2 separate regions of the Homo sapiens genome follow, and region 1 is linked to region 2. Evidence: read pairs that join two places in POLR2A ChIA-PET (ENCODE). Cell type or tissue: OCI-LY7. All regions are shown on one strand. Links, peaks and the distances in the headings refer to the core of each region. The heading gives the core; the rest is flanking DNA.

The links. ChIA-PET counts read pairs that join two places held together with the same protein. Peaks named below come from ENCODE experiments on the same cell type or tissue, not always from the same donor. Only the 100,000 strongest peaks of a DNase experiment are listed, where the experiment ranks them.
Region 1: POLR2A ChIA-PET joins it to region 2 with 12 read pairs; 4 of 35 experiments call an interaction of 5 or more read pairs at or near these places.

Annotation. Positions count from the first base shown.
Region 1 is chr4:169,708,804-169,725,096 of GRCh38, forward strand. It overlaps CLCN3 (chloride voltage-gated channel 3), which reads left to right. Exons shown (of 13, transcript NM_001829.4): 12 at 4,276-4,492; 13 at 11,104-14,870. The coding sequence ends at 11,194. Among named protein-coding and RNA genes, the nearest start is that of HPF1, 41 kb to the right of the region's middle. In OCI-LY7, for the core only: no CTCF peak of the experiment used is centred there; no DNase peak of the experiment used is centred there.
Region 2 is chr4:169,651,817-169,668,109 of GRCh38, forward strand. All of the region lies in intron 2 of CLCN3 (chloride voltage-gated channel 3), which reads left to right. Among named protein-coding and RNA genes, the nearest start is that of CLCN3, 39 kb to the left of the region's middle. RefSeq lists enhancers at 8,362-9,234, 8,417-8,516 and silencers at 8,817-8,876, 12,122-12,416. In OCI-LY7, for the core only: no CTCF peak of the experiment used is centred there; DNase peaks (open chromatin) are centred at 8,355 and 8,665; H3K4me3 peaks cover 2,296 bases; H3K27ac peaks cover 2,490 bases.

The DNA of each region.
Region 1 (16,293 bases), core at 4,207-12,206, 57 kb after region 2:
GAGGTGCCAAGCCATGTCATCAGAAATGTTAGTCACATGACTTTCTAAGCACACCTTAAATGTTTTACCGTGTATGTTTTTGTAAAGTTTTAAATTTTTAACTGGGAAAAACAGACCTGTATATTAAGTTTTATATATATATATAAATTTAAAATTACATATATATGTTTATATATGTAACTTTTATATGGGAGAGATATATATTTCTATATCCTCTATAAAAAAACATATCTATATATGAAAATTATGTACGTAAATGTTAATTTATAATTAATTATATAAATATTAACATAATTACATTATATATATAGAAAACCTAGTGTACAGATCTGTATATAAATTAAAAATGTATGTGTTATATATAGTTACATCATATAATACATATAATTGATATATATAATGATAAATACTTTATTGAAGGATGAAAAAATTTCCATGCTGTCTCATAAAATAAGATGGTTGACATATGCTAAACTAGATAGATTCTCCTGTTTCATACTAAAGCAGAATGTTGTAAAATATTAAATTCAAATGAGATGTCTCAGATTAAGGCCATTTCAACAGGAATGCTGAGACTTTAAAAAAAAAAAAAGTCTGAGGCTGGGCGTGGTGGCTCATGCCTGTAATCCCAGCACTTTGGGAAGCTGAAGCAGGTGGATCACTTGAGGCCAGGAGTTTGAGACCAGCCTGGCCAATGTGGTGAAATCCCGCCTCTACTAAAATACAAAAAAAATACATGGGTGTGGTGACGCATGCCTATAATTCCAGCTACTTGGGAGGCTGAGGCAGGAGAATCACTTGAACCTGGGAGGTGGAGATTGCAGTAAGCCCCACCACTGCACTCCAGCCTGGGCGAAGAGCAAAACCCTGTCTCAAAAAAAAAAAAAGCCTGAATTATATCAGCAAATGAAAACTGTAATGTTGTTCTCTGTTTCAGAGGCCCTTGAATGAATAGCACTAAAAATATTTTTTAAAAAATGAAGAAAATGAAAATTGTAATGTTCCTTATTTAAAAGGCCCTTGAATGAGTAGCATCAAAAATATTTTTAAATGGGAGGCCAGGGTGGGAGGTTTGTTTGGCACCAGGAGATCAAGACCAGCTTGGGTAACATAGCAAGACCTTTGTCTCTACCAAAAAAAAAAAATTGTCTGGGTGTGGTGGTGCCACCTGTATTCCTAGCTACTGGGAACGCTGATGCAGGAGGATCCCTGGGACTCTAGAGTCCAGAGTGAGACCCTGTCTCTAAAACAAACAAACAAACAAAAACTGTATTTATGTAAAAGTAATACTTGTTTTTTAAATTTTATTTATTTTTAATTGATAAAAATTGTATGTATGTTTATGTGATGTATATATTGTGGAATGGTTAAATCAGGCTAATTAACTCAGATTTTTTGTGTGTGTGGGGAGAATATCTAAAATCCCTCTCCTTAGCAGTTTCCAAATGAAATGAAAGAATAAAAGTGATTTATTTTTTTGAGACAGCATCTCACCCTGTTTCTCAGGCTGGAATGCAGTGGCACGATCTTGGCTTACTTGATCCTCGACTTCCCTGGCATCCGGTGATCCTCCCACTTCACTCTCCTAATTAGCTAGGACTACAGGCATGCGCCACCATGACTGGCTAATTTTTGTATTTCTTGTATAGGCAAGGTTTTGCCATGTTGCCCAGGCTGGTTTCAAGCTCCTGGGCTCAAACGATCCACCTGCCTCAGCCTCCTGAAGTGCTGGGATTACAAGTGTGAGCCACCACACCTGGCGAAAAGTGTTATTTTTTTAAATGACAAATTTAAGTCAAAGAGATTGAATGTTCACTTCTGGTACTTTGTATATAAGAGAAACATTCCATTAAATAATTTTTTAAACATTTCTAAAATTACATATTTTGTCATTAAATGTTTAAACAATCAGTATAATTTCATTGATACAGTGTTTGTTATTTTGTCGGTGTTTAAGATTGATAATTGGGGTTAGTTTTAATTCAGAATGTTATTCTATTTAATGTCACACTTCATGTCTTTTTATTTTGTATATCTATTAATGAATTATTTTAGCTATAGTTATTACTGTTTTAGAGATGAGGTCTTCTATGTTGCCCAGGGTAGACTTGAACTCCTGGGCTTCAGCAATCCCCTCCTCAACCTCCGGAGCACATGAGATTAGAGACGTGTGCCACTGTATCTGGCCTGCTGTAGTTATTTTTAATTCTTTTGTCTTTCAACTTTTATACTAGAGTTAGAAATGATTTACAAACCCTATTGCAGTTTTAGAGCGTTATGAATTTGACTATATATTTCTTATAACAACTTAACTTCAGTTGCTTACAAAAACTACAGAGTTTTACTCCCCCGTCCACATTTTATACTATTGATGTCACACTTTACATCTTTTTATTTTGTGAATCCATTAATGATACTTCTGGTAGTTTTTACACTCCACTATTCAGTTGTCAGACACCATTCAGTTGTTAGATTGTTATGAGCTAAAAGCAACTTAATGGGTATTTTTCAAAAATCATTTATGTCAATTGCTAATGGACTTCTTTTCTATGCCATGATCATGCTTTTTTTATTTTTGAGACGGAGTTTCACTCTTGTTGCCTGGGCTGGAGTGCAATGGCGCGGCCTCAGCTCACTGCAACCTCCGCCTCCTGGGTTCAAGCGATTCTCCTGCCTCAGCTGGGATTACAGGCATGTGCCACCGTGCCAGCTAATTTTGTATTTTTAGTAGAGACAGGGTTTCACCATGTTGGCCAGGCTGGTCTCGAACTCCTGACCTCAGTTGATCTGCCCACCTTGGCCTCCCAAAGTGCTGGGATTACAGACGTGAGCCACTGCGCCTGGCCTGATCATGCTTTTAAGGTGGTTGAGTAAGTACTAGTTGCTGGGGCTTTACTTAGTGCCCTCCTACTCAAATGTGTTAGAACATAGTTAAGAAGGCTGTAGTGTTCAAAAGGAGTAAAAAGCAGTGCAGTGTTTGCAGTAATATCTGCTTCTCAATTTAGGACTGATGCTTATTATGGCTTAAATGTTTTTGTAGTAAAATTTGTATTCAAAAAATATATTTTTTTTTCTTTTTGCGACAGAGTCTTGCTTTGTCACCCAGGCTGGAGTGTGGTGGTATGATCATGGCTGACTGCAGCCCTGACCTTCCGGGCTCAAGTGATCTTTCCACCTCAGCCTCCCAATTACTTGGGACCACCAGCATGCTTGGCCGATTTTTTTTTTTTTTTTTTTTTTGTAGAAGCAAGGTTTCCCTATGTTGCCAAGGCTGGTCTTGAACTTTAGGGCTCATGTGATACTCCTGCCTCGGCCTCCCAAAGTGTTAGGATTACAAGCCTGAGCCACCATGGCCGGCCAAAATATTTTCACTATAACAAATATCATATCTGTATATACTCAGTTTTAATACTAACTCAAAGTAGAAACATAAAGCTGAATGACTATTTTATTTTCAGATTCTCTCCATTGAGTTTCCTTCTCCGTCTTGTGTGATCTCTGAACTTTTCTCCATCTTTGCCACTTCTTGTCTAGCATTTTTTTTTTATCAGCAGTTTCATTCAGATTTTTTTTTTAGTTCTTTCAACGGTGGAGTGGAAGTAGGCAGCAGGACAGAAGAACTTGAAGCAGAGCACACTGGAGAGGAGAAATTAACAAAGCCTTTATGAATAAAACAACCCCCCAATATCAGTCTGTGTGCATTATGAGCATAATTGTACTTTCATCTCATCTGTAATGTTCATGACTTTTCTAGAAAATTATACTTTAACATGAGAAAAGAAAAAGAACCAGCTAATTCATAGGGATGGAGGACACAGCATAGTCAAAGCAAGAATGAAACTCTCTTTAGTGCCACCTCCAGTGCAGAATAAGTAACATTCAGCAGAGGCAGGTTTCATTTGATAATGGATTCCTATAATAAACTGCGCTCAGAATTTGTGCAGGTTTTAAAATCCCGTATTCCAAACCCACTTCCTTAGCCCCCAAGTTAGAAAACAGCTTCAGTAAAGAAAATTGTACGATGATATAACTTTACCAAAAAATAATTTCTTTCCATGAAGATGATATATTATTGTTGACTTCTAATTCAATCAAATATAAACAATTGCTAAATGGCTTTTCAGTTGACTCCTTTCTTGGTTAAGGAGAAGATAGGAAAAAATGAAGGGATCAGAAGTCATAGGATACATTAATTTTTTTTATCTCTGAATAAACAGGTTGCCTACTTAAAAATCTATCAGTTTAAAAGTGTTGGTCTCTTCTCTCTCTTTTCAGAAAGTGCCAGGAAAAAACAAGAAGGTATCGTTGGCAGTTCTCGGGTGTGTTTTGCACAGCACACCCCATCTCTTCCAGCAGAAAGTCCTCGGCCATTGAAGCTTCGAAGCATTCTTGACATGAGCCCTTTTACAGTGACAGACCACACCCCAATGGAGATCGTGGTGGATATTTTCCGAAAGCTGGGACTGAGGCAGTGCCTTGTAACTCACAATGGGTAAGTCTGGTACCACAGGAATCAGTTCACTTGCTAGAATATAGGATCCTTTTTAGTGGAATCTATATAGTTATTAGGGGAGCATGTGAGTCAGCTCCCAGGTGGGAAAGTCTGTCCTATGGTATAGTCACAAATATAGGATCAGTCAATCAAATTTCACATTTACTAAGGAATAAGAAAGATGTCATCTGCCTGCTCTTTGCCAAACAGTGACATTTGTAAATAATACCTCAAAGTTGGAAAAGAGGTGCTGAAAGATCTCCAGCATGAAAGCATGTTGAGCTTAGAGTGCTTCTTTTCCTAGGGAAGAGTGGACCTAACCTGCATGGAGCACTGCAAAAACCTGTTTTATTTTTGTAAATGTTTCATTTTTAGTATATAAATTTCTAGTACAATAATAAGTTTCTAGATATTTTGCTATTTACTCTTTCAGCCAATATTTGATTTATCATGTAATGAAGGAAAGAATATATACTTAAATGAAATTTGTAAATGAGCTAAAAATCTCCTTTAACAAATGCTTTGTTTCCTTTTGTCTACCTTTCTCTATACACAAATCTTTTATATTTATATAACTGCTAAGGACAAATAAATACTCATGTATTTAAAATGTATACATTGATAATTTATTTTTCCACCTTTTACACATGAACTGCCAGTGTTTCTCCATTGACAGGAATATAGGAAAGAAACAGATGTCACGGGGGTTGTGGAGACCTTAATGCACAGAATTGATTTAGCAAATACACTACTTCGTCACCACTGCTCTCTTTTCCTGGACCTGGGATCTGTTTCTCCACACTTCTTTCTTTAGGACCCTTCATTTCCACTATATATTCTTTCTTGTTGAACTTAAGAATGTTGTTTTATCCGAAGGCAAATACCAAAAAACAGAGGGTATTCTTGGATTATGCATAAACTGGATGGCTAATCCTGAACAGCGTAAAGCTGGTTGAAATTCTAAACAGAGAATCATAGCAGTTTTTTGTTGTTTTTTTTTTTTAACATGTTGTAGAAAACACATTGGTGACAGAATACATGACTCCTGTCCAGAGAAAGGAGAGAAAAAGAACAGAAAGGAAGGAAATTTGTTTATTGAACACCTTCATATTTTCTCATTTAACTTTGCAGGACCTCTGCAAAGTAGGTAGTTATAGCCCTACTTTACAGATGTAGTAATTAAAGCTCAAGAAGCTTTAATAATTTGCCCAAAGTCATGTGGTGAACAAGTCATGGTTCAAGGAATCAGACTGTCTTTCCTACTTTAAAACCCAGCCTCTTGCTACTATTTTGCACTGTAAGTGACTGATAGAAATCCTCTTTCTTTGTGATTTCTTAAACTACTAAAACATTTTCTTGGCCAATATATTAGATTGAGTTAAGAATAGAAATATGAAACTAGAGAATTAGATCTATGTTTAGTGTTTTTCACTGCGCTAATTAAAATAACTCTTTAGGAATATGAAGTAAATCATTAAAGAGATAAAGCCCTTAAAGGCAGGGAGTTTAGAATTATTAAATTCTAATAATTTAGATACTGATTGGAGAAGAGATGTATTCATAAGTTATTATTGTTACTATTTGTCTTTGTGTAATATTGTTTGATTAAATGATGGCACCGACTTCATTAAGTTTAAAAACTCAGTACTAGTTAAATGGGGCAACTTTTCATAAAGCTTTGCTAGTCCTTGAGCCCTTTTATTTGTTAAATGGCTCAACTGGAACCTAAGCTGAGTTGTTACAAACTATTATTTGCTTCAAGTTGTTTTCTGTTCCTGGCATGGCTTTTTCTTTTGTGTACTGACAAATATAAATGTTATTCTGTTGAGTTATGGTTAACTATGAACACAGAACTGTTAGGGATTAATTTTCATATTTCAGTTTGTTGATTAATTCCCAGGTATTTGGCAGCATAGATATTAGAAAGGAAAATATTTAAAAGAAAGTGTAAAAATAACGAAGTGTATAGAGCGAGGGGTGGATAGCTAATTAAAATTTTGTCTGGTCCTGCCTGTTCATATGAAAAAAGGGGTTGGACTTTCTTCTAAGGGAATATATTAAATTGCTTTCATCATATTTTCCTTATTTCTGTCTGTCAAGGAAAATAAATTGATACATATATGGGGAGAAAAGAGATCATTTAGGGAAGTGGCTCATGGGACTTTTTGTTTTGTTTGAAGTGTATTAGGAAGTCGGGTGTTTTTTTTCTCACTTAAATTATTTAAAACCCAGAAAAGAAATGATATCTTCTGGTTTTTAAAGGAGACCATGAAGTTCTGCATAGCTATCATTGATGTGTAGTTCATACTGCATTTTTAGAAGTGGAAAATAGTTATTTGGAGGAAGATAACAAATCTGGAACCTTAGGTGCAAGGAGAAAAAGAATAGATGAAAGGGAAAGATGTTTGTAAATTATAAAAATTTCAATTAGCTATTGGTTTTCTGCACTTTATATTTTAACTGCAGAATTTTTCAAAATCAGTTAATCTTGGTGGAATTAGCAGGATGTTAATAGGAGTGACTCAGAAAAAACATTTTGTGACTGTCTAAGTTTGGAAAGTATTGGATTAAATACAATTGAGGTTTCTTTACTATGGAACTCCTCAGAACTTATAATATGTTGATATTCTTTGATTCCCAGATGAGGGGATGGGTAATAGGATACATGGTTTTCCAGACTTGTTTGAAAATGCAACTATTTTTGGGTTGCAGGGAAGGATATAGTAGAACTCATGGGAACTGGTGTTTCTTGGAACATGCTTTGGAAATGCTGGGTTATGCCCTGTTAACTCTTACATCATTAGTTTTTAGCCCAAAAGGAAACAGCAAATAATGTTTTATATGAGCCACATTTTGCGTTGATTTTCCTTCCACTCTGTAAAATTACTAAAGCAGCACTCTGACTTTATTATGCTCAAATCGCTCTTCTCCATTAATGTGTGTTTCTCCATCTTTTAGGGTTTTTACTTTATAAATACAGAGATTACTGTGTAAAATTCTAAATTTGCCACTGGGTCGTTATACATTTGTAACCTTCCTCACAGTATATTTTGTGATTTGGCAGAGTTTACCAATATAGATGATACTAACTGAAATTAATCATTCTGTATAATTGGATAGAAAAGCATGAGTAAGAATTCAATTGGTATTATATTTAATTAATTGCCAAGATTTTCACATTTCCTGACTACAACAATAAAATCAAATGAATTGATGGCTTAAAAAAAAGAAATCTCAAATGTTTAGTCAATGAAGAACATCTATTGAATGAGTGAATGTTCATTATATATAGTGCATTTTCTGAGCTTTTTTGGAGGGGGAAGTTGCTCCCATGCTCTGAGAACTTTTAAGGATCGATACATTATTTTTAACATAATAATGAGAAAACATGAGCAGAGAACCCATTTCTGTCATTCCCATTCTCTATCCTCCTGCTCCCCCACCTCCCACCCCAGCCATCAAGCTAAGTAACTATTTTACACCTGGACGTAGCTATAGGAACAGGCTACTTTGAAGTCTCCTAGTGACATCCTTCAAGTCTGAATGTTCAAAGGCAGTTTAACAGGGAGGTTGACTTAATGAGATCATCAAGGAAATGTCCAGTCATCCTGAAGGGTATTTTGGATGGGCTTCCAGAATTTAAAGATTAAAGTTTTTTTAAGGTTTTTTTATTTTCACTGTTTATATTGCCACATTAATTTCCATTATAAAACCAGTAACCATAGTTTTGTTTTAATTAGCAATCTAATTATTTTCATGTATCCTCATTATGAGAATTTATGTCCATCACTTTGCTTGATGTGATAACAGTGACATGCTAAATGAGAAACAATTGTTATTTAGAAAAAAATGCACAAAGTGAAAGTCCTTTTAATCCCTAATCATAAATACATTTTATTAGCTTACTTTAAGAAGTGGCAGTCACAGCTCCTGAACATTAGGGAGTGTTTCTTTTGGTCAGCATTATTTATTTAGTGCACATTGCCTTTAATTTTAATTTGAAATTATAGTAAAATCCACGGGAGTTTTTAAGTCTCCTCACAGCCTTTTGCTACCTTTTCACCAAGGTAGATCCAGATGATAACTGCTGTGTTGTGACATCATAGAAATTAGAAAAATATTTTCCTCTGAGGAAAGAACATTGTAAATGAAACTCTACATATCAGAGGTCTATAGCTATGTATCAATATTAAGTTTCTTTTGTACTTTGCTTTGTAGTCATCTTCATTCCAAACTTTCATAATTATTATTTTTACTTTAAAAAGAAAAATAACCCACCAATATTGAAGATTAGTATTGTGTCACTTTTGAAAGTCAGTAGAATTTATGCAAAAGGAACCTGGAACTTTAAATCATTTTGTTTTTATTTTCTAAAGTTCATGAGACTCATTCTTATGGTTCATGTTTTTATTTTTTCTCTCATTCTTTATCATTATGATTGGAAACTCTTTTAATTTAATTTCTCACACAGTTATTAGCATAATAATCTGTTTCAGGATTGTCTTGGGGATCATCACAAAGAAGAACATATTAGAGCATCTCGAGCAACTAAAGCAGCACGTCGAACCCTTGGTGATTAGATATATCAGATCTCCTCATTAGACACCTTAGAAGTCAGGAAGCATGAAACTTGTGAACTGTTGAGTTCTGTCTTTCCCAGATATCTGCTGAACAAAAATATCCTACTATGCTGCCAATTACATTTGTATCTGATAAAATGTGTCTGTAAGATAAATTTAGATATGTGTAAAATCCCATTTATAGAAAGTAAGCAAAAGTTAACATCTCTCATCAAATCATTCATTACAATTTCAGAACTGTAAACAGTTTGGTAGTGGAATAAGTGAATATTATTGGACATTCTTAAAGTGAATATGGCAAATCTGTCTACCTCAGTGGATACACCGGTCTCAGAAGACACCTGACTGGTTAAAAATGTCTGACCCATCCCCGCAAGCCCTTTTTTTTTTTTTTAAATGTTTCCCGATCTTGTGGTAGTCTTATGGTAAATCTAAGCTCCTAAAGGATTTTAAAGGAGCTTAGCAATTAGAACTGCTTACAGTTAAATGGATTTTTTAATGGGCACACTAACTAGAGTGTAATGTGTATATTATTTGTGATCATAGCATTAGTTCTTTTTCTGCTATACCCTGCATATCTTCAAAGTCACAGTGTGTGTCCTGCCATCTCATTAGTGAATTGTACCTAGATTATGTGTGTGCCCCTTTTGTATGATGTTTCTGGAACGCTATAAGCAGCTTTTAGAGTCAAATGCATTCATTTTAACTGGCTTTATGTCCTAGTGGTTTCATGACTACAAATTTGAATTATCTTACTGCATAACATAAAAAATGTCTGGCTTTAGCAATTAATGCCCGAAATTATTTTGCCCTGCAATTGTCATACCTGTATGAAACCTGTCCCAGTTTGCTTAAGTGCACAACTGATTATGTATTCCTGTGTGTATGCTAATATTTCACAAGTGTTTCATGCATCCTTTTTTAAAAAACTACTAACCAGAATATTATCGTAGCTACTCATTCATTCTGCTTTCTGCTTCACCTATAATAATCTTTTAGGACTGCCTTCTGATTTTTCACCTATCTTTTAATGTAAGCATTAACAACTAAGACTTTCATAAAAGCACTGTATCTTAACTTTCCTGGCCTAAATCAAAAAAAGGAAAACATTGATAAGTGTCCTAGAAACTTGGATTCTTTTATAGATTTGTTCTTGGGGCTCTGATGTTTGGGATTGACGTTCTGTGCTGACCATTTTATATGCATTTTATCTTAATAGTATGTGCTTTCATGAAGATTCTGATACAAGTGGGCAATCCTTAAATTATCTTTGAAAAATTGGTTAATTTTGGTTAAAAAAGGGAAAGTGGCTGGGTGCAGTGGCTCACGCCTGTAATCCCCAGCACTTTGGGAGGCCGGGACGGGTGGATCACAAGGTCAGGAGTTGAAGCCCATTCTGGCCAACATGGTGAAACCCTGTCTCTACTGAAAATAATTGGGGCATGGTGGCACATGCCTGTAATCCCAGCTACTTGGGAAGCTGAGGCAGGAGAATTGCTTGAACCGGGGACCCAGGAGGCGGAGGTTGCAGTGAGCTGAGATCGCGCCACTGCACTCCAGCCTGGGCTACAGAGCGAGACTCTGTCTCAAAAAATAAATAAATAAATAAATGAAAAAGAGAAAATATTGAGAGGATTTGGTCATCATTTTACTGCTCTCTTCATGTGATGGAAATCAATTTTCCTTCTCAAATGGGATCAGTATCATTTCCTAGTCATACATCCATCCAGTTTTTGTTACTTTTTTGTTGGCATACATTAATCAAAATAGCTCTGCTTCATTGAGGCATGCAGTCCTCAGACTCTCGGTGGAAAGGCTGTCATACTATTAGTGACCATAGTAACTTTTTATACCAAAGGATGGTTGCTGGATAATTTTAATATCTTTACCAATAAAGTACTTTTTGGAAATACAAAATCAGGCTGCTTGCTTTGCTCTATTCCTGTCAACAAAAAGGATTTAGCTATAGATTTAGCTTCTCCTTTTATTTTCCCTTTTATTTCATAGGAGTCTTCTGTTTATTCCTTTCAGGCGCCTCCTTGGCATTATAACAAAAAAAGATATCCTCCGGCATATGGCCCAGACGGCAAACCAAGACCCCGCTTCAATAATGTTCAACTGAATCTCACAGATGAGGAGAGAGAAGAAACGGAAGAGGAAGTTTATTTGTTGAATAGCACAACTCTTTAACCTGAGGGAGTCATCTACTTTTTTTTCCTCCTTTACAAAAAAAGAAAGGAAATATAAAAGCCGGGTTTTTGCAACATGGTTTGCAAATAATGCTGGTGGAATGGAGGAGTTGTTTGGGGAGGGAAAGGAGAGAGAAGGAAAGGAGTGAGGTATTTCCCGTCTAACAGAAAGCAGCGTATCAACTCCTATTGTTCTGCACTGGATGCATTCAGCTGAGGATGTGCCTGATAGTGCAGGCTTGCGCCTCAACAGAGATGACAGCAGAGTCCTCGAGCACCTGGCCTGTTGCTCCAACATTGCAAAGACACATTATCAGTCCCTATTTCTAGAGGGATTACTTTGAATTGAGCCATCTATAAAACTGCAAGGTCTTGCCCTTTTTTTTAATCAAAACTGTTCTGTTTAATTCATGAATTGTATAGTTAAGCATTACCTTTCTACATTCCAGAAGAGCCTTTATTTCTCTCTCTCTCTCTCTCTCTCTCTCTCTCTCTACTGAGCTGTAACAAAGCCTCTTTAAATCGGTGTATCCTTTTGAAGCAGTCCTTTCTCATATTGAGATGTACTGTGATTTTACTGAGGTTTCATCACAAGAAGGGAGTGTTTCTTGTGCCATTAACCATGTAGTTTGTACCATCACTAAATGCTTGGAACAGTACACATGCACCACAACAAAGGCTCATCAAACAGGTAAAGTCTCGAAGGAAGCGAGAACGAAATCTCTCATTGTGTGCCGTGTGGCTCAAAACCGAAAACAATGAAGCTTGGTTTTAAAGGATAAAGTTTTCTTTTTTGTTTTCCTCTCAGACTTTATGGATAATGTGACCGGGTCTTATGCAAATTTTCTATTTCTAAAACTACTACTATGATATACAAGTGCTGTTGAGCATAATTAAATAAAATGCTGCTGCTTTGACAGTAAAGAGAAGGAAGTATTCTGATTAGCTGTATCTGGTATTAATTGCATGTTAAAACACTGGAATTTTTAAAATTGAAATTAGATCAGTCATTCTTTTCTTTTCTCAAGATATCTCATGGCTGACACTGAAGAAGAAATGTAATTCATAACTTGCACTAAATGTATATTTTTTTTCTTAAAAATTTACCATTCTTATTTATATTTTTATGGATTAAAATTTATAAAATACAGATCAGTTAATATTGCACTTAAGTAATTTTACCTTTTTAATGTGATTTTTATAGAATAATTCAGACTTACAAATACAGAGATATGAACAAAGTTTACAGTGGGAACAAAGGTTTAAAAAAAGGTTGTGGTTCTCTCTCTGTGATCCAGTGTGCACATAAACCTTTCTCTGATCTTTCACTGCCATCCTCTGGATTATGTCTTCTGACCTGTCCATTTTGACCCATTAACTGGAAAGTTGAAAAACTACATTAACTGGAAAGTTGAAAAACTACATTACTTTGGAGAATAAAACCGAAAGTTCGTGTATACCTTCTTAAAAAAAAAATCAAACCAAAAATGTGAAAACAATAGAATTGCAAAGATAGCAGTTAAAATTTTAATCTGAAAATAACCTTTGAATCTCGGGCTAGGTTACGTCCATATTTGAAGTGGTCAGTGATGGTTTGAACATTTTTTGCAGGATGAGTGAAAATGCACTGGATTATATTTGGGATTTTTGTTTTTGGAATTGTCTGTTTTAATCACAGCCTTAATTCACAATTGGCAAAGGCAGTTTACTCAAAGGACTGGGCTAAATATTCTGTAATTATGCATTTTTGATAGGAAAATGAAATTTTTGCAAACAGACATTTTCTTTTTTTTTGGCTGGAGTGCAGTGGGGCATGGTCTTGGCTCACTGCAGCGTTGACCACCTGGGCTCAAGTGATACTCCCGCCTCAGCCACCCAAGTAGCTGGCACTACGGGCACACGCCACCATGCCCAGCTAATTTTTTTGTATTTTTAGTAGAGATGGGGTTTTGCCATGCTGCCCAGGCTGGTCTCAACTCCTCAGCTCAAGCAATCTGCCTGCGTGAGCCTCCCAAAGTGGTGGAATTACAGGCGTGGGCCACTGCGCCTGGCCCAGACAGACATTTTCTGAAACACAACTGGCAATGAGCTGTTTTTACATTTTGAAAGTGATTCTTCACTTCCTAGTTCTTAATTATAGTATACCTATTAAGATCTGTAAGATCCTGAAGACATAAGATCATGAAGCCATATAAGAATGAGGATTGAAAGTTGAGCAAAATTTTCGGGATTTTGGGAAACATTCTTAGCTGTGCTATCTGCCTAAAATTATTCCTTATTACTTCTCTCCTTTGACAGACTTCAAGTTTTCTTCATAGCCCTTTCAAAGTTTTTTGAGCCATCCAGAGTAAAATCATTTCTAAATGATAGTTCTGTATATCTCCAACTCGTCTTAAGTGTATTTGCCTGTGTGCAACGTATTGCTAGACTATGAACTCCTCAGCATGGCTGCTGGATAACTTAATTGTCCTGAGTTAATAGCCTTCAAAGGACAAATCGGTTTCTTTGCAGATAGCTTCGTAAAACTTCACATGGAGTTTATTTTATCATATTTCCCTTTTTTATTTCTGCTCCTCCTTTAATTGCCCATCTTGCTTCAGAGACTGACATTTCAGGGTGGATATTAATTAAAGCATTAATTTTGTTTTTTGGTATATTTCTATCCCTAGTATTTCTATCTTACTGCTAAAATACAGGAAAAGTGCCGTATTTTTAATGCATTTAGTGGTTTTCTTTGGTGTTATCTGTTCCATTTTTCTTTTTCATACATTGAAGTGTGTCTCCTTTTCAACCAAAATAATGAAATAGTGGAGACCATGAAATTGTTGTGCCTGGCTAATTGGCAAATTAATTTACCAATATAATAAGTGTAGCGCCTTGTTTGAATACCCTTTTTGAGAAGGTATGATGAGAATGGGCAAGGGTGTCAGCATCTCTTCTTCTTAATAATTAATTGTTTTCAGTTTTGGTTCACGAAGAATGCTTAGTTAATCTGTAATGTTGCCTAGAGCTGTATTTATCTGTTTTTATTTATACTAGTGTAGTAAAGCTGCATATCATTACAGTAAAAACGACTACTGTGATGAGTTAATCAGAAAATCTATTAAAATCTATATGACAATGTGTGGTTTGGCCTTTAATTATATCTGTAACAGTCCTCCCTCTTCACTGCTGCCCTACGCAGTGTAGGCCGATATGCCTGGCACAGGGAGCCCCAAAAAGGTAATAATTATAATGCTTCTCTCAGGTTACAAAGCATTTCTACACTTTGCAAGCAAGGAGCAATAGAAGAGTAGATAGATGCTGGATTGACAGCAGGATGTTCATACCACCAGCAATGGTTTAGCGCCCCCATTTGTCAGTGAAAGCTGCAGGTCCACAGAAAACTGATTTCATTTCAGCTCACTTTCAAAAGTGATTTTTTTTTTTTTCGCAAGAAAAATTACGCTATTTGCATGAAAAGAGGTAAAACGATTTATTTACATGTCTTTAAAAAATCACCTTGGACATTTGCTAATAGAACTGCCAAAAGAGGGTGGTAAGTAACAACCTTTGATTAAGATGTGGTCTTTTACTATTAAGCTTTTAGTAAAAAGGAACACACTAAAAGTTCAGAGTAGATCATTTATATTCACTGAGTATTTACTGAGCAATTACTGGGCGCCAGGCGCTATTCTATGTTCTTGAAGTTTTCATTCCAGCAGGAAGAGAAATCTAGAGTATGTCAGATGGTGATAAATATGGATTAGTTCAGCAATTTTAAAAAAGGATTTTTATGTACTGCACACTGTTACGAATATACAAAATCAGTCAAGAATCCTGTTATAGTTTTTGTAATGTACAAAAAGTGAAGGTGTGTGCACCCACCCCATTTTTATAGAGGGTGATCAGGGAAAGCCTCAGGGATAAGGAAGCATTTGAGCAGAAACCTACAGAAAGTTAGAGAAGGACATTTATCCGTGAGAAAAAATGTTGTAAGAAGAGAAAATGCTATATACAAAGGATTCTCCTGCCAGGTTCAAGGAACACTGAGTAGATCACTGTGGCTGGAGAGGGATAAGAGGGAAGAAAGTGGTAAGGAAAGAGGTTGGGGGTGTAGGCATTTGATTTTTATTCTAAATGAGAAGCCAGTGAGGCAGAAAAGTCACATAATGTGACCTAAAATATCTCTCAGACTCCTTTGTTGGGAATAGACTATAAGGGGGCAGGGGTGGAAGCAGGCTACCAGCTAGAAGGCTCTTGGAATAATTCAGGTGAGATGTGGTAGAGATCTGAACCTGATTGAAGCTGGTGGAGGTGGTGAAAGCAGTTGGATTCGAGACATGCTGAAGGTAGAATGGACAGGACTTGTGAATGGGTTGGATGTAGTGTGGTAAGTGAGGAGTCAAGGATGCCTGCAAAGTTTTTGGCTGAGTAATGACAGAACAATGGAATGGCCACTGGCTGAGTTGGGAAAGACTTAAGAATAGATTGGGGGTGGGGTGCTGTGTGCAGAGGAATTTTGGTTTTAGACATTGTTTTAAATGTCTTTTAGACTTCCAAGTGGGGGTGTCACATAGGCATTAGCATGTATCAGACTCGAGTTCAGGAGAAAGGCCCAGCCTGAGAGCTACACAGGGGCGGCATCATCCTGAGACAGGAGAGTACCGTGCATTGAATGCAGACAGAGAAGAGGTACAAGGACCGAGCACTGACACATGCTTATGTTTAGATTTGGGGAGGTGAGGAGCCAGCAAATGAGGGAGCTGCCAGTATGGTTGGGTTAGGAGTAGTGACCTTCAAAGAAGGGTATTCCACTGGTGGATATATTAAAAAATAAGCTGCGTGTGGTAGCTCAGGCCTGTAGCACTTCAAGATGCCAAGGCGGGGCAGCAGCATCTGAGCCCAGGAGCTCATGACTAGCGTGGGAAAGAGACTAGGTCTCCTCTACAAAAAATTAAGAAATAAAAATATGAACTGGGCATGGTAGCACATGCCTGTAGTCCTGGCTACTTAGGAGGCTAAGGCAGGAGGATCACTTGAGCCCAGGAGT
Region 2 (16,293 bases), core at 4,221-12,220:
CTATTTTACACAGTTCTGAAATACAGAGGAAATTCCTTGGAAAAACCAGCACCTTAGAACACATTGAAGTCAGTTTAGATGCTTATGAAATTTGTTACCTACAACTGATTGAGACTGTAAATAAGATTAAACTAGAAGGGTTTAGGTAGGGAAAAAAAGAAGAAATCCACATTAGATATTAATAGAATTAGAGATACTTAGGATATGTTTTTAACTTAAAGACTTTTGAATTGTGACATAACACATCAGAAAATGCATAAAACGTAATTGTGTAGTTTAATTAGTTATTACAAAGCAAGCATCTTTGTAGCCCACTGAGGTTAAGACAATAAAGCATAACCATATTCCAGAAGCCTCCTGTGTACGTTCCTAATCACAACCCTTCCTTTCCCTCTGAAGGTAAATACTATTTTCTCTTTGTCTAATCACTTTCTTGCTTTACTTTGTGGTTTGCTCATCTAGGTATGCATCCTTAAGAATATAATTCATTCAAGCCAGAAATGGTGTGTTGAAAAAAGAAGTATATAATTTAGGATTGCCTGTTTTTGAAAGTTAAGTAAATGGAATCATATAGTGTATATGTCTTTGTTTCTTGGTTTCACACAATGTGGCTTTCAAGAATCAGGCATGTTGTTGCAGGTAGTAGCTGTGTGGTTGCTCTAAACTATTATATATCATTTTTTAAAAAATGAATTTACTACAGTTTACCTATTCATTTTACTTTTGATGGATCTTGAAGCTCCTAACAGGTTTTGGTGGTTACTAACAATGCTACTTTGAATATTATGCATGTACTTGTGTGGTACTTAGGTCCTTAGGTGCACAAATTTTATTTGTCCTGGATGTGAACTTGTTGGGTCATAGGTCATGTTTTCCCCAGTAGTGTTTCAGTATACATTCAGACCAAGAATGTATGAGAGCTTCCATTGCTTCATGTTCACTAACCACTTGATATTGTCACACTTTTAATTTTGTCAGTGTGCTAGCTATGTATGGATTTTGATTGTGGTTTAAATTTGCATTTTCTTTGTAGTCAAAGAGATGTAGCATCTTTTCATGTCTATTTGGAAATCCTTTTCAGAGTACCAGTTTGGGTCATTTACTCATTTTTCTATTGGAGTGTCTATCTTACAGATTTGTAGAAGTTCTTTATTTTCTAGACACAAACTTTTTGTTGGATAAATGTGTTACAGCTATCTTCTATGGAGTGCATTTCACTCTTCTAATGGACAAATTATGAACAAATATTCTTAGTTGTAATGTGGTCCTATGTGTTAATCTTTTGCTTTATGGCCAAGGCTTTTTGTGTCTTAATTTTAAAAAACGTCCCTACCCTGATGTTATGAAGACATTTTTCTATATTATTTTGTAAGAGCTTTGCCGTTTACATTTAGTTGTGTAGTCATCTGATTTGTATATGTGTGTGTGTGTGTATGTGTTAGAGTGTATTCATTTTTTTCTCATATAGATAGTGTGTTAGTCTGTTTTGCATTGCTGTAAAGGAATACTTGAGGCCGGACAATTTATAAAGAAAAGAGGTTGGCTGGGTGCGGTGGCTCAAGCCTGTAATCCCTGCACTTTGGGAGGCCCATGTGGGTGGATCACCTGAGGTCAAGAATTAGAAACCAGCCTGGCCAATATGATAAAACCCTGTCTCTACTAAAAATACAAAAAATTAGTCAGGCGTGGTGGTGGGCGCCTGTAATCCCACCTACTCAGGAGGCTGAGGCAGGAGAATCACTTGAACCCGGAGGGTGGAGGTTGCAGTGAGCCTAGATCATGCCACCGCATTCCAGGCTGGGTGACAGAGTGAGACTCCGTCTCAAAAAAAAAAAAAAAAAAAAAGGAAAGAAAAGAGGTCGTGCAGGCTGTATAGGAAGCATAGTGCTGGCATTTGCTTCTGTCTGGTGAGGGCCTCAGGAAGCTTCCAATCATGATAGAAGCTGAAGTGGAAGCAGGCGTGTCACATGGTGAGAGAGGCAGCATGAGAGAGATGCCAGGCTCCTTTAAACAACCAGCTTTGTTGTGAACTAACAGAGCAAGAACTCACTCATTATCATGGTGAGGGCACCAAGCCATTCATGAAGGGTCCACCTCCATGAAACAAACACCCACTAAGCCCACTTCTAACACTGGAAATCGCATTTCAACATGAGATTTGGAGGGGACAAAACAACCAAACCATATCAGATAGCCAGTTGTCCCAACATCAATTACTAGAAAACAATTTTTTACCCACTCTTGTACAGTGCCACCTCTGATACATATATGAAGGGCTCATTATATATAGGAGGGCCTATTTCTAGACTCCCCATTTTGTACTATTGGTTTTTCATCCTGATAATGGTTGTGTGTCTTTTTCTTCTCTTTTTCCCAATTCTTCTCCGTCTCCTTTCCTTTCTCCTATTCCCTCCTCTCCTTCCCTCCTCCTTTCCCTTCTTCCTCTCTCTTGTTCTCCTTTCTCTCCCCTTGCCCTCCCCCATCTTAATCTGTGTCACTGTAGATTTATCAATAGTTAGTTTTTCCAATGAATTGGTTTGCCTTTTTTGTTCTTTTCTATTATGTATTTCTTTTCTGTTTCATTAATTTCTGATCTTCTACTTTCTTTGAGTTTATTTTGATGAGTTTTTTTTCTAATTTCTTGAACTGGATGGTTAGCTCCTCAGTTAACTTGCCTTTAAGTGCATTTAAAGCTATAAATTTTTTTTCAGATACTGTTTTATTTCTATGCCATATGCCTTTTTTATTATCACTATTTAAAAATCATTTTTAACGTTTATAATGAGTCTACTTTGGGCTATAGGTTATTTAGAAGTTCAGTTTATAATTTCCAACACATGAGGAATTTCTGGCTGTTTTTAATTATTTATAACATTATTGCATCGCGGTCCGGGAATATGCATTATGTAATTACAGTGTGTTGAAATTTTTTGCAACTTGCATTGTGGCCCAGAAAAAAAGTCAACTTTTGTAAATGTTCCATGTATGCTATAAGAATACATAATGTGAAGTTTTCAGTTATGGTGTTCTCTCCATGTCCATTAGGTAAAGTTTGTTAATCTATGAAAATACTCTGTTTCTTTACTGATTATTCTCCTTGTTTGTTTCTATTAAGTATTTTAAAAATTTTCACTGTATTTGCACATTTATCTACTGCTTCTTGTCATTCTGTCAATTTTTGCTTTATATACTTTGATCTTATGTTATTAGGTTATATCTTCCTGGTGAATTGAACCACTTTTATTTTTTAAATAACTCTATTTCTAATTATAGTTTTTTATCTTACAATCTACTTTGATATTAATATAACTCCCAATATTCTTTGGATTAGAGTTTGCATATTATACTGTTTTTATCCTCTTTACTTTCAGTCTTTCTGCATCTGTTTGTTTTGTTGAAACTCTTGAACTGTATAGTTGAACTTTCAAATCCAATTAGGTAGCATTTATTTTCTAATTGGAACATTTAGTTTGGTTCCACTTAAGGTAAATAGTGGCATATTTGGATTTAAATATTTCTAAAATTTAGAACTCTTAAAATCTTTTTTTGCTTAGTCTTTATATTAGCTTATGTTCATGCCTGAATATTTGAGAAACTCCTTCAAAAGGAATTGTTTAGGCATTAAAACAGGTTTGCCGGTTTTGGTTCTGATTTTGAAAAATTGATCATCGTGTGATGTTTTTTGTTTTTGTTTCTAAGATGGGGTCTTGCTCTATTGCCCAGGCCAAAGTGCAGTAGTGCAATCATGACTCATTGCAGCCTTGACCTCCAGGGCCCAAGTGATCCTCCTACTTCAGCCTCCTGCGTAGCTAGGACCGCAGGCATGTGCCACTATGTCCAGCTCATTTTTATAAATTTTTTGTAGAGACGGGAATCTGGGAATCTCCCTATGTTACCCAGTCTGGTCTTGAACTCCTGGCTTCAAGTGATCCTCCTGCCTCAGCCTCCAGAGTGCAGGGATTATAGGCATGAGCCGCCATGCCTGGGCCAATTGTGTGATGTCTGTGAAAGCAAACTCTTCATATTTTTATTCCTGTGATATGTTATTTGGGTAACCGGATAGCTATATTGGAAACTAAAACTTCTTATGTTTATGAGGTATGAATATTATAAAACCATTTTGTTTTTTCCATTTATTTTCTGGCTTGTCAGTTTTAAGAATTTCCACCTCTTCTTTCTTTAGGGCTTCAATAACTTTACAACTAATTGTGTAGTTTATTGATTGTCCCCCAGAAAAGCTTTGCTGTATCTTTTTTTTTTTTCTCTGATGCATTTTGATTCGGAGAATGACTGACAATGCAAGTTAAGGTTTAGTGCCATATAGTGTGTCCAAATGTAAACTTAAAGCAGCCTGTATTAGTCCCTTCTCATGATGCTATAAAGAAATACGTGAGACTGGGTAATTTATAAAGAAAAGAGATGTAATTGGCTCACAGTTCTGCACGCTGTACGCGAAGCATAGCGTCTTCTGGGGAGGCCTCAGGAAACTTACATTCATGGCGGAAGATGAAGGAGAAGCTAGCATGTCTTACATGGCCAGAGCAAAAGCAAGGAGGGCAGTGAGGGAGGTGCTACACACTTTTAAAGAACCAGATCTCATGAGTACTCTATAATGAGATAGCACCAAGTGGATGGTGCTAAACCTTTCATGTAGGCTCCACACCATGATCCAGTTACCTCCCTCCAGGCCCCGCCTCCAACATTGGGGATTACAATGCAACATGAGATTTGGGTGAGGATACAGATCCAAACCATATTACAACCATACTGATGGATTGTAAACTACAGTTTTTAACCTGCTTCTATTAATTAGAGGGGTAAAGGTTGTAATTTTTTATTAATGTTTATCTCATGTAAGTGGTTTTATTTATAAGCATTCTTTTAAAAATCTTTTTGGCTTGGTGCAGTGGACAGTGTTGGGTGGGCCTGGACAACGTTGTAAGACCTATCTCTACAAAAAAAGAAATTAAAAAATTAGCCAGGCATGGTGGCACACACGTGTGTATTCCCTGCTATTGGGGAGGCTGAGGTGAGAGGATCACTTGAGCTAGGGGGTCGAAGCTTCAGTGAGCTATGATCATGCCACTGTACTACAGCCTGGACGTTGGAGTGAGACCCTGTCTCTAAAATAATAAATACAAATAAAAAATCTTTTCATTATGGAAGAAATTTTAAAACATGGAAACATATGGAGAAGAATATTGTGTACCTTTTCATCCTGGTCACTTACTTTAATTAATTATCAATTCATAGCCAATTTTGTTTCATTTCTACTCCCTCAATTATGTTGTAATCTGAAACATTGTGTCATTTATATAGGTAGGTAGATATACATGTATATTGTGTATTTCTAAAAGATTAAGATTCTTTTAAAGGTCATTATTTTAAAATATGAATAATTCCTTAAAATCAAATATCTTGTGTTTCCCATTTCCCCAATTGTTTCTTAAAAAATTGTATTGCTGTATCTTTTAAGTCTTTTTAAAAAAAATTCTGTAGGTTTCCCTCTCTCCCTTTTTCCTTACTAAATTGTATTTGTTGAAGAAAACAGGTCATTTGTTTCCTAGTTTGGTTTTTTCCTGATTACATTTTTGAGCTATAATTTAACATGTTTCTCTGCTCCTGTATTTTCTATAAGTTGGTAGATTTAAAGGCAAAAAATTGTTTAAAATTTATTTTTATTGTTTTAAAATTTAAGTACTTCTAATATTGTAGATTTCTCAGATCATTACTGTTACAAGGGGCGGCTTAAAGGTAGAACTCTTAAAATATTATTATCATCTATTCTGCCTTCCTGGTTTGTAGATACAGAGACATCCCAGAGAGGTTGTGATTTATCCAGATTTCCACATCAAGTTGAGATTACAGTGGAGGGTGCGTTCGAAAGTAAAAATAACTTCTCCTTTTGAATTTTGATGGCTTCATGTGTGCTACTTGTGATTTTGGTTCTTTAGAATTCATCCTGAGCATTTTTCCAGAGCTATGCCTAGGAATTCTTGAATTTGTCTTCTGCTCTCTCTCTATCTGGGCTCCACCCTGACTGTAATTCAGTTTGTTAATATGGTAATAAAAAGTCTCTATCAAAGTCCTCTTATGTGTCAAAGTCCTCTTTTGCCACATCTTCCAGTCTACCTTGTGCTTTTCTAAATTGTGATTGGACTTAACCTGTGTACTGATTCTTTTACTTTAAGAAAGTGGCAGTTGTGGACCCCATAAACACAAGAGATGTGTTTACTTCTGAAGTTTTAAAGATTTTTAGGTTTATTATTACAAAAGTAATATATTTGTTTAAACAGTGTGGAATTATATAAACACTGAATGTACTCCTCAACCTCTCTACCTTATGTCTCAGTGATAACAATTGCTAAGGGCTTGATGTGTTTTATTCTAAACTTAATTCTATACAAATATAATTATATAGATATATATTATATATACACACAATTGTTTATCTTTAAAAATAATTCAAATATGGCTACAAAACTTTTACAATATGAAGCATTGTCAGTATTTATTTTACCGGGAGGATTTCCCCCATCAGTGAGTGCTGACTGTCATTTTCATTCTTTATGATCAAGTTGTAGATCAGGAAAAACAAGTTAAGAGAGTGCCTACAAATACCGGGAAAACTTGTGGATAGATTTTCATTTTTTATGTAAAGACATATAAGAACATGAATGGTATAAAAACAAAATCCTTTATAAATGCCATACAATTATATATTTAGAAAAATTATATGGTGGTAAAACATATAAAAGAACCACACACTCCCAAATTTACATTGAGCTAATTTAGTACAGTTAGCCTTTGTCAAAGCTTTCCTTGTTTAAAAAAACTATTGGCTCAGTGTGCAGGAAGGAGCATAGGAGAAAAAATTGCCAAGAATATTTGAAAAATACAGAAAATAAAGAAAAAAATCACCTACTATCCTATCAAAAATTTTAATAGCTAGAATCAGGATAAGATAGAATATTCCTGTGGCAGTAATTCTAGTCTATATTCCTTTCCTGGAACCCTGTCTCCCAAATTTCAGGTGAGATTTTATAAGAAGCTCTGTTTATCTGAGATTTAAAATATAAAAACTTGATTTAACCTATACAGTTTTTTAAAAAGACCCTAAATAAGTAAAATTTAGTACTCCACAAATTGAAGAGAATTTCTCTCTTCTCTTTACTGCCCTCTGAGTTTTCTCTTTCCTTCTCTCACCTCCAATTTTCATGTAAACACTTTCAGTTCGAGTGGACCTTAGAGATTGTCTCATTCAATACTTTAGGAAAACAAATTTTATAGAACCCTTGAGTTCTGTGGAATTGCTTCTAATGAACAACACCTTTTGTTGTTGTTGTTGTTTAGTGACACTGTGTAACAGGCATTTCAGGAGGAGAATCTCCCAGTCTAGAGGAATCCTCTCAGAGGTAGCTATAAAATATTGAACTCTGATCTTCAATAAGCATTGTGCGGTTTTTGTTTTTGTTTTTAATGACAGTTTTAAACAAGAAAGTTGCTTTATTTCTGAACTTCATAAAAATTTCTATTAAAGAGACAATTTCTGAATTTTATAACAATTTCTAGAACAGTTGAGTACCTCACTTTGAGACACATTTTTGCTAAAAGTTAAAAACACAAAACCCTTATGAGATAAAATAGGAAGCTAGTAGAGATAGGAAAGCCCTCTGCTTAGTAAACCTCTTTTTTGCGTAGTTTAGACACATACAATAGTAAAGTTACTTAGTACGTTGATAGTTTTCTTTCTCCTCAAAAGCTACAATGTCTTACTAGCTAGTTCCTTCAAGAAAGGAAACAAGAAGCCGCTGGAGGAGATTGGTGAGTGGGATAAAACACTATTCAACTCTTCAGTTATTCGGTTTTTAAATCCTCAATGAAAGGCTGCTGTATTATAGAGTATTTTTTTTTTATTTTTAATAGACTTAGAACCAAGTTTCTTGAGAAACCTTTGGCATATTGTAGTTTTTTTATGGCTATGACTCACATGACATTACTGTATAAAACTAGTACATTCTCTCGTAAAACCACACAAACTTACTAGAGTGCTGCTCTCATTTTTCTACATTAGAAATGAAAAAGGGCATTGTCTGCATTCAAAATTTCCTTTTTACATCTCTGTATTACTTTTTCCCCTTTATATTTATCTTAAAACCAAAAGAAATAATGTTTCTATTGTTTTACTGTAGTTACCACTGATGCTACCGAAGCTGTATTGTGAGTGTTTCAAAATTCTCAAACCAGTTTTGTGTGTTGTACTTGGAGCTTAGTCATTGTCATACGTAGCAGGACCTGATTAAGAAGGCTGTGCCGCCTCTAAGCCTTGCTAGATTGTAGCCACTAGCAACCAGGCTGCAATAATTTCCCTTTGATGACATCATCCACTGTGGAAGAACCCAGTTGCTTCAGCGAGTCGAACTACAGTTTTAACCTCATCAAATATGGCATCTCCCTTGCTTGCTGCAGCAGGGATGGAAGAAATGTCACTTTCTTTTTAAGCTAGCAAGCTTTTTCTTTTTCTTTTTCTTCTTCTATTTAAAAATTCTAATCATGGATGCTTCTTCCGACCCTTATTTGCCTTATGACGGGGGAGGAGACAGTATTCCCCTGAGGGAATTACATAAAAGAGGTAATACTATCCCCTTGCTGTGAATTCTCTGTTGGTATGTTTTGCATGCGGCTGGGCGGTCCTCTAGCTTAAACTGGTTCTCGTTTGTCCTTTAAATACTGCAGTACGTTGTTTAGTTGCCCTGGGTTGTTAGTAAGGGGAAAATGCAACCTTCTGAATGGTTGTGTAGCCATCCCTGATTGTTTTCTCTGTGCAGATTAGTACTGCTTCAGATCACGTCGGGCTCCGACTCCATCTTCTGCATGAAAATCTTCTTTCTAACTCTGAAAATGAATTAATCTGCTTTTACAGCCAACTAAAGTCGTGTTGGTTGGCATCTAAAAAGTAATGTTTTTCTTCCTTCAGAAAACTTACATTTCCTTTAATTTACACAGAGAAATCAGGTGCCTATGTACCATTATATTTTAGCTGCTGCCAATTACCATGTAGATTTTACACCACAAAGTAAATTTATAGCAAAAGCTTTACCTACATTTTAGAACATTTTAAAATGATAGTAAAGATGAATAATTTCTATATTAATACTTTTTATTTAATATGTATTTCGGCTGAGTAACATACTACATTGTCTTCCACAGGTATCTTGTGAAATTTGATATGATAAAACACATTTGACTAAATGTCAGAAAAAATAATATTGGTTTGTGAAAAGCAGAAGAGCACCCAGCATGCCTGTAAATCTTTTGGCAGGCACTTCCTCAGTCTCCTTAAAATTAATTGCATGTTAATTACTACCCTTTTTTTCATTTTTGTTTAATTGCTTATTCGAAAAACAGACTGGTCGACATTTGTTGTCCTAGAAAAAAATTGAACTTCAAGAAAAATCTCTTAGCTTATGTGACTTCATTTTTGAGCCACATTAGTTTGAATTACTGCATGATATTATAAACTCACCTTATGATTTAACCCAAACTTTTATTTGTAAGTATATAAGGAAGTAATAATGTTTTTCTAATATAATTAGCCTGCTTTATTTAAAATATACTTTGTGTTCTGATAACACTTTTTTTTTAGTATTAAGTTCCACTATAATTTAAACATTATAATGTATTCAACAAATGTCTGTTGGTTGCATTGTGTCTGCTACACACTATTTTAGGGTCTGAACAGTTGTAGCATTATTTATCTTGCAGTATTCTGTAGTTAGTAAAAACTTGCTTTTTACATTTTGAGAAAAGCTGTGTAAGGATCATGTTACATACATTGTGCTTTCTCTTACAGAGTTACCTTCTTAATAAAATTTTGATATATGTGTATATGTATATGTTAGAACATTTGGAAGAAATATCTAAAAGCATAAAGAAGAAAATAATTTCTTGTAATCACACCACCCAGAGCTTTTTAAATTTTTTTTCTTAATGTTACGATCATAAATTCTTCTATTTCCTATGTTCTGATTATCAGTTTTCTGGTAAGGAGTTCTTTAAACAGGAAGCAAGGTGAATGAATAGTGACTGTTCAAATGTCACATTATTTGCTAATCAGTAATTAAACTGTAAAACAAGACAGACTGTATTTTCCTCATGCTATTACAACATTTGGTTGTTAATGATGATAGATCAGAATACCTGGGCTTCAGAAATTTAAATTCCTTTTGTGAAGCTTAACAGTCTTTGACAGAACTTACTTATGGACTGTCTTAGTGTAAAATATGCAAATAATAAGAAATAAGTCAAAACTTATGTGAGAGTAGGCATGGTTACTGATATTACCTAAACGTAAGCTTTTTATTTCTATTATACTTTCATAAATAATCCTTTAAGAATCTTGCTTAGGATCTAAATCAGTCCCACTCTTGGCAGCTCAAATAGGTTCTTTATCCCTTGATGAGACTTATTCTATTAATATAAGTCATTGTTATTTGAAAGTAACATTGTGTATGTGTAGTAGAGATAAGTCAGTTATTAGGCTTTCGTGACTGTACTGTATTACCTCAAACATACTGTAGTATCCTAGTGTCTATGCGTAAGATGTTATTTTTTGTCCATAATTTATGACCTGTTGTAGCCATGGGTCAACACAATGGAATTGATGGAGACAGGCAGCTAACAAATCGAAAAAACTGAATCAGCTTCCCTGTGAGGAAGAACAAAACTATAATGATTAAAATTGATCTTCAGCCTGATAGTGAAGAGGCAGATAAAGTATAAAATTGTGAAGGATATCAATAAAGTAAACATGGATCTGTTTAGTAAATCCCTGAGTGCTATAGCCAAGGATTACCTTTGTTGAGTAAATTGAATTTAATACTACTTTTCAAGGCGAGATGGTAAATGGTGAAGCTTCCTATTTAAGTAAATAATGTCAAGTCTGGAAGTATAAGTAGATTCAAATTAGAATTAGTTTGATATACTATTGATAGATTAGAAATTAAGATGACATTTCAGAAATAGCCATCTTTAGGGGTAGATTTCCTATATAGAAACAATCAAGCTCTCTCAAAATGTCTCTTCCTTTTTTATCAGGAAAAAAGACTTGGCTTATCTGGACTGTTAGTTTTACACTTTTTCTTCTTAATTTGTTCAAGATGTTTAAGTAGTTTTAGAGGTCAAATTTCTTTCTTCTACCAACCCTTTATAATGGATTTGATCTTTTGGGCCTGAGCCTCCATTTACTCCATGAGGGGCCTTTAACAATTATTTAAATATTTAATTGTTTCATTCAGAGTGAGCATATATGTGTGTGTGTGTGTGTGTGTGTGTATATATATGTGTGTGTGTGCGTATATGTGTATATATATATATACATATACACACACATATGGCACTCCTAGGTGCTGTGGAGAATTATAAAAATAGTAATATTAATAATAGTTAATATTTATTAGAATTTCCTGTTAGCTGGATACTGTCCTAAGTGGGTTTTTTTGTTGTTGTTGTTGTTGTTGTTGTTGTTGTTTTCTTAAGAGAGAGGTATCACTTTTTCACCCAGGCTGGAGTGCAGTGGAGTGATTATAGCAAATGCAGCCTTGAACTACTGGGCTTAGATCCTCCGTCTCACCCTCCTTGGTACCTGGGACTGCAGGCTTGCAACACCTTGCCTGGCTAATTTAAAAAACAAAATTTTTTTTTTTTTTAGGGAGAGTCTCACTATGTTGTCCAGGCTGGTCTCCAACTCCTGGGCTCAAGCAACCCTCCTGCCTTGGCCTCCCAAGTAGCTGAGATTACAGGTGCGAGCCACTGTGCCTGGCTTGTTCTAAGTGCTTTATGTGTATGAAATTATTTAAATCCTCATCACAAGTTTATGAAGTAGGTACTGTTATAATCCCCATTTTCTAGTTGACAAGACTGAGGTAAGGAATTGTTAAGGAAAAGTCAGAATTCCATCCAGATATTTGGCTCATACTTTAATCATGAGGCTAAACTGCTTCTCTCTACACGTATCTTCATAGTAACTTGTGTTTTAAGTCTGGTAGAAGCATAAGAAGTTTAAACACAGACAGAATCCTGTGGAAGTTAGTAAATTTCTAGTGAACGATAGAAATGATAGAAATCTCTTCTTCCCCCAAAGTCCCAAGAACAGATTAGTCTGCTTTTGACAAGTGTTATCAAAGTAGACTGTTCTCACATACACAGGGGACTCAATAGGGCATTCCTGGTGGATATAATAAAATGAGTAAATGCGATAACAGGAGGAAATGCCTAGTGTGTTGCTCTTGGATTAGTTTTGATACAACAAAGGCAGCTTTGTTGTGAGTCAGTAGAGAGGGTAGTGTAGAAAGGTGGAAGTTGGAAGAGTGGCAGATCCTAGAGGACTAATGATGGGCTTAAACCACAAAAAGTGTCGCTTTGCCATTGAAATAAAAGTTTGGGGTCTTATTTTTTCAAGTTTCTCCCTGAAATTATTTCTTGACATTCATTAGCTCAGCAGTGTATCTAAATAAAGCTTTTTTGGGTTTCTATTATAATAGAGGTTTGTTCCTTTTTCTTCCCTTTGAAAAGTATCATTTTTTGCACATTATTTGAAAATCCAGGTGTTATATGATATTCTTATTGCCAGAGGGACATTCTGCAGGCTCTTTGTAAAATGATTTTAGGATTCAGATACTTATTATATTTTTATTGGCCCTAATATTTTATCCAACTAGAAAATTAAACCTCTTCTTAAAAATTAATCCATCTAAGTGTCTGTAAATTAAAGGAACAACTAAAGATTCTTTATTTGGTGTCAGAAACTCCTTGTTTCTACAACAGTAGTATAAAACAAAGCCTGTTTTTAAATGTACTTTTCCCACAGTATCTGAATTTCAAATCTTCAATAAAATCTGGTTCATATTACTACCTCTAGCTTGATTTTCTAAAAATAGCTGACACTTTAGTATGGTTAATTTTATGCCATCTCATGGCTTGTCAGAAATGCTTTGTATCAAGATTTCCGAGTGTGAACAGATTTCCTGCCGCATTGATTAAGTTTGTAATTTTGGCTATTTTCCCAGCATCGAGGTTTCTGCTTTGCGTTTATGCAGGAGACTGGTAGTTTAAATTGAACTTTAAGGTTTTGTTTCTTGTTTTTAAGTTAACATATGTTTAATTTCTAGTTTCTTTGTAGCCCTTTGCAACTTTAATTAGGTCATAAAATGGATTTACTCTAGTTTCTCTAACAAATTTTATAAATTTATGAAATATGAAATTTAGCAAATTTTATAAACCTTTTTATTCATGTATTGTACAGCTCATCATATTTGCAGACATAATAATTGAATGTGGAACTTGTTTCCAATTACACAGATGTCTTAATATCCACCTTATCATCTCTAACTAAGGATGTGGCTTTTTATTTTGAGGTGGCAACAGAACAGAAAAGAAAACAGTGAATTGAGTAATGGGCTTAGTATTGCTGCTGCCTGGTTGTGTATCTTTGGTAAACTTCTTTGAGATTTGGCATTAACTTGCAAGTCTTTGCAGTTTAGACAGTTAAATATGACTGAATGGCTGAACAAATTTTAATAGCGTATGCTTCTTTTTTGCTATTTATTTACCCAGTAGACATTTAATTGACCACCTGCTAAATGTGAGGCACTATTCTTGCCATTACCTTTTTAATCTTTGATTTGGAGTCTGCTAACATTCTGGAACTTCCACTATCAACTTAGAACGTTTACTTTCCCATCCCTTACCAGGATGGCCATTTCTTATCAGTAGGGTCACAGAGAGAGAAAAAAAAAAACCATCTGGGGCTAGACTTCCTGCTCTTAACATACAGAAGCAAATAGGTTGTGAAGGAATACATAGTATTTTGGATTTCTGCCTCTTCCTTCCATAATTTTTTTAAAAAGGTTCATATGTTTTATGTGTGTCTTATGTAACAGTAATCTGCATTATGAACTTAAATGACGAGGATCACCATTTCACATCTTTGGAGATTGATCACAGAGGTAATAAGTAACTCTTTTTAAATAACTATATGCATCATTTTTCATGTAAAACTATTATTTGGATAAACCCCTTTGAGAAAAGGCTTAGGCTCCTGCCAGTGTCACTGTGATATTTACTAATAAGCTCAGTTTAAGGCGCAGCAATTAAGGTTGTGTTGTTTTTTTTTTTTTAAGTTCAGTTCAGCAAATATATGTGGAAAGCTTGTGGGTAAAATTATATTTGTATTTTTGGGAAAGCAGACAATTTTATTAATGCCTATATTTTTCTAGTTCAGTGTTTGTCAAACTTCAAGTTTTAACATGTTGATCATGAAACCAGTTGACTTGTGACCAGTATTTTAAAAGGAAAGATTAAAAAAACAAAATAAAATATCAGTATATACCAAGTAGTAAGAGTAAGCATTGTTTACTAAACTTTGGTTTTATTTAAGTACATATCTATATACTATGTCAGTGAGAAACATTTCTCCACTTCATGTTTGAAAAACATTTCAAAAGCTAAGAAAAAGTTTGAAAACCTGTTTGTAAGTACACCTGGGGTAAAGGTACACCCTGTGGCATAAGATGTCGGGAACAACTGAGGGTAAGAATGGGGATGCATTACTATCGTAAACTTCTGCTAAAGCATAAGGATGTGAGTGCTGGGAGCAAAGCAGTGCTCACCACTTCTGCAATTTTCTATTGCAGCATTTTAAATAATATGGGAAAAAGTGGACTGCAACCAAAGGCAAAGAGGGATGGTGATGGTGAAGGGTAAGATTGTATTTATTGTCCAAAGGCTAAGTGCATATACATATGTGTTTGGGAGAAGGCATCACGTAATAGTTCTTAACCTACTCTGAGAGAAGGTTGTCCACATTTCTTAAAGTATACATGTAAACCAACAATGAAATTATTTTAGTGACTTGAGAATCAAAGTGCTAGAGTTTGAATCCCTGTTCTACTACTTGCTAGCGGTGTGACCTTGGGCCTGTTTAACTCTTGACACCTTGTTTTCCAAATTTATAAAGTGGAGATAATAATATCTGTCACATTGTGTTGTTGTGAGGATTATATGAACTAATATATGTAATGTCCTGAGAACAATGTCTGGTACACATTAAGTTAATTAAAATTAGCTGTTCTTACTGTTATTATTAGACATGAGCTAGATAACAGTGGCCTCTACATGGGAAAGATTATTTTAATTCTGATGTAGTTCAGTTTATCTATTTTTTTTATTTTTGTCCCTTTTGCATTGATGTCATATCTAAAAAACCTGCCTAACTCAGGATCACAAAAATTTACTCCTGTATTTTATAATTTTAGCTCTTTAGATCTAGGATCCATTTTTAGCTAATTTTTATATATGGTGTGAGGTAGGGGTACGGTTTCATTCTTTTGCACGTGAATAGCCAGTTGTCCCAGCATCATTTATTCAAAAGACTATTCTTTCCTCACTAGAAAAAATATTTCTTTAAAGAATAATGAATCCTTTTTTTTTTCTTTTTAACCGCTGTTACTCAGTTGGAAAAAGAATAATGAATAATTTTAAGTAATTTTCCTACAGGTAAATTTAAGTCTTTATGTTTAGATTACACATATTAGGAAATAATGGATTTGTATTCCATAGGTATGCTTGATCTTTATAAAGTTCCCTGTCTCTGGAAAAACTAAAATAAGGCAAAACAATCTTCTTAGTAGAGTTATTTTTACAAGAAAGTTGCAAGCCAGTTTTAGTTCATCGATTGGATAATTTTTCCTGCTTGCTGGAGGTATTTCAGTATTGGTAATACCTGAACTATGAGATGCATGAATGATGCATTTTAGGAATTTGTTTCTGTGTCCATACCAGGCATAATGAATTAAGTTATCTGTTAAAAATACAGGATTTTTGCTCAATATACAGTTGTAGAAGAACTCATTGTCCAAATTTTTAAGACTTTTTTTTCTTTTTTTTTTTGAGATGGATCTCGCTCTGTCGCCCAGGTTGGAGTGCAGTGGCACAACCTCCACTCACTGCAACCTCCACCTCCAGGGTTCAAGTGATTCTGCTGCCTCAGCTTCCCGAGTAGCTGGGACTACAGGCATATGCCACTATGCCCGCCTGATTTTTTTTAGTAGAGATGGGGTTTCACCATATTGGCCAGGCTGCTCTTGAACTCCTGACCTCGTGATCCACCTGCCTCAGCCTCCCAAAGTTCTGAGATTACAGGTGTGAGCCACCGCGCCCGGCCAGACATTTTTTTTTTTTTTTTTTTTTTTGCTGTCTTTGTCATATTGTTAGTCTTTTGGTTAAGCGATATTA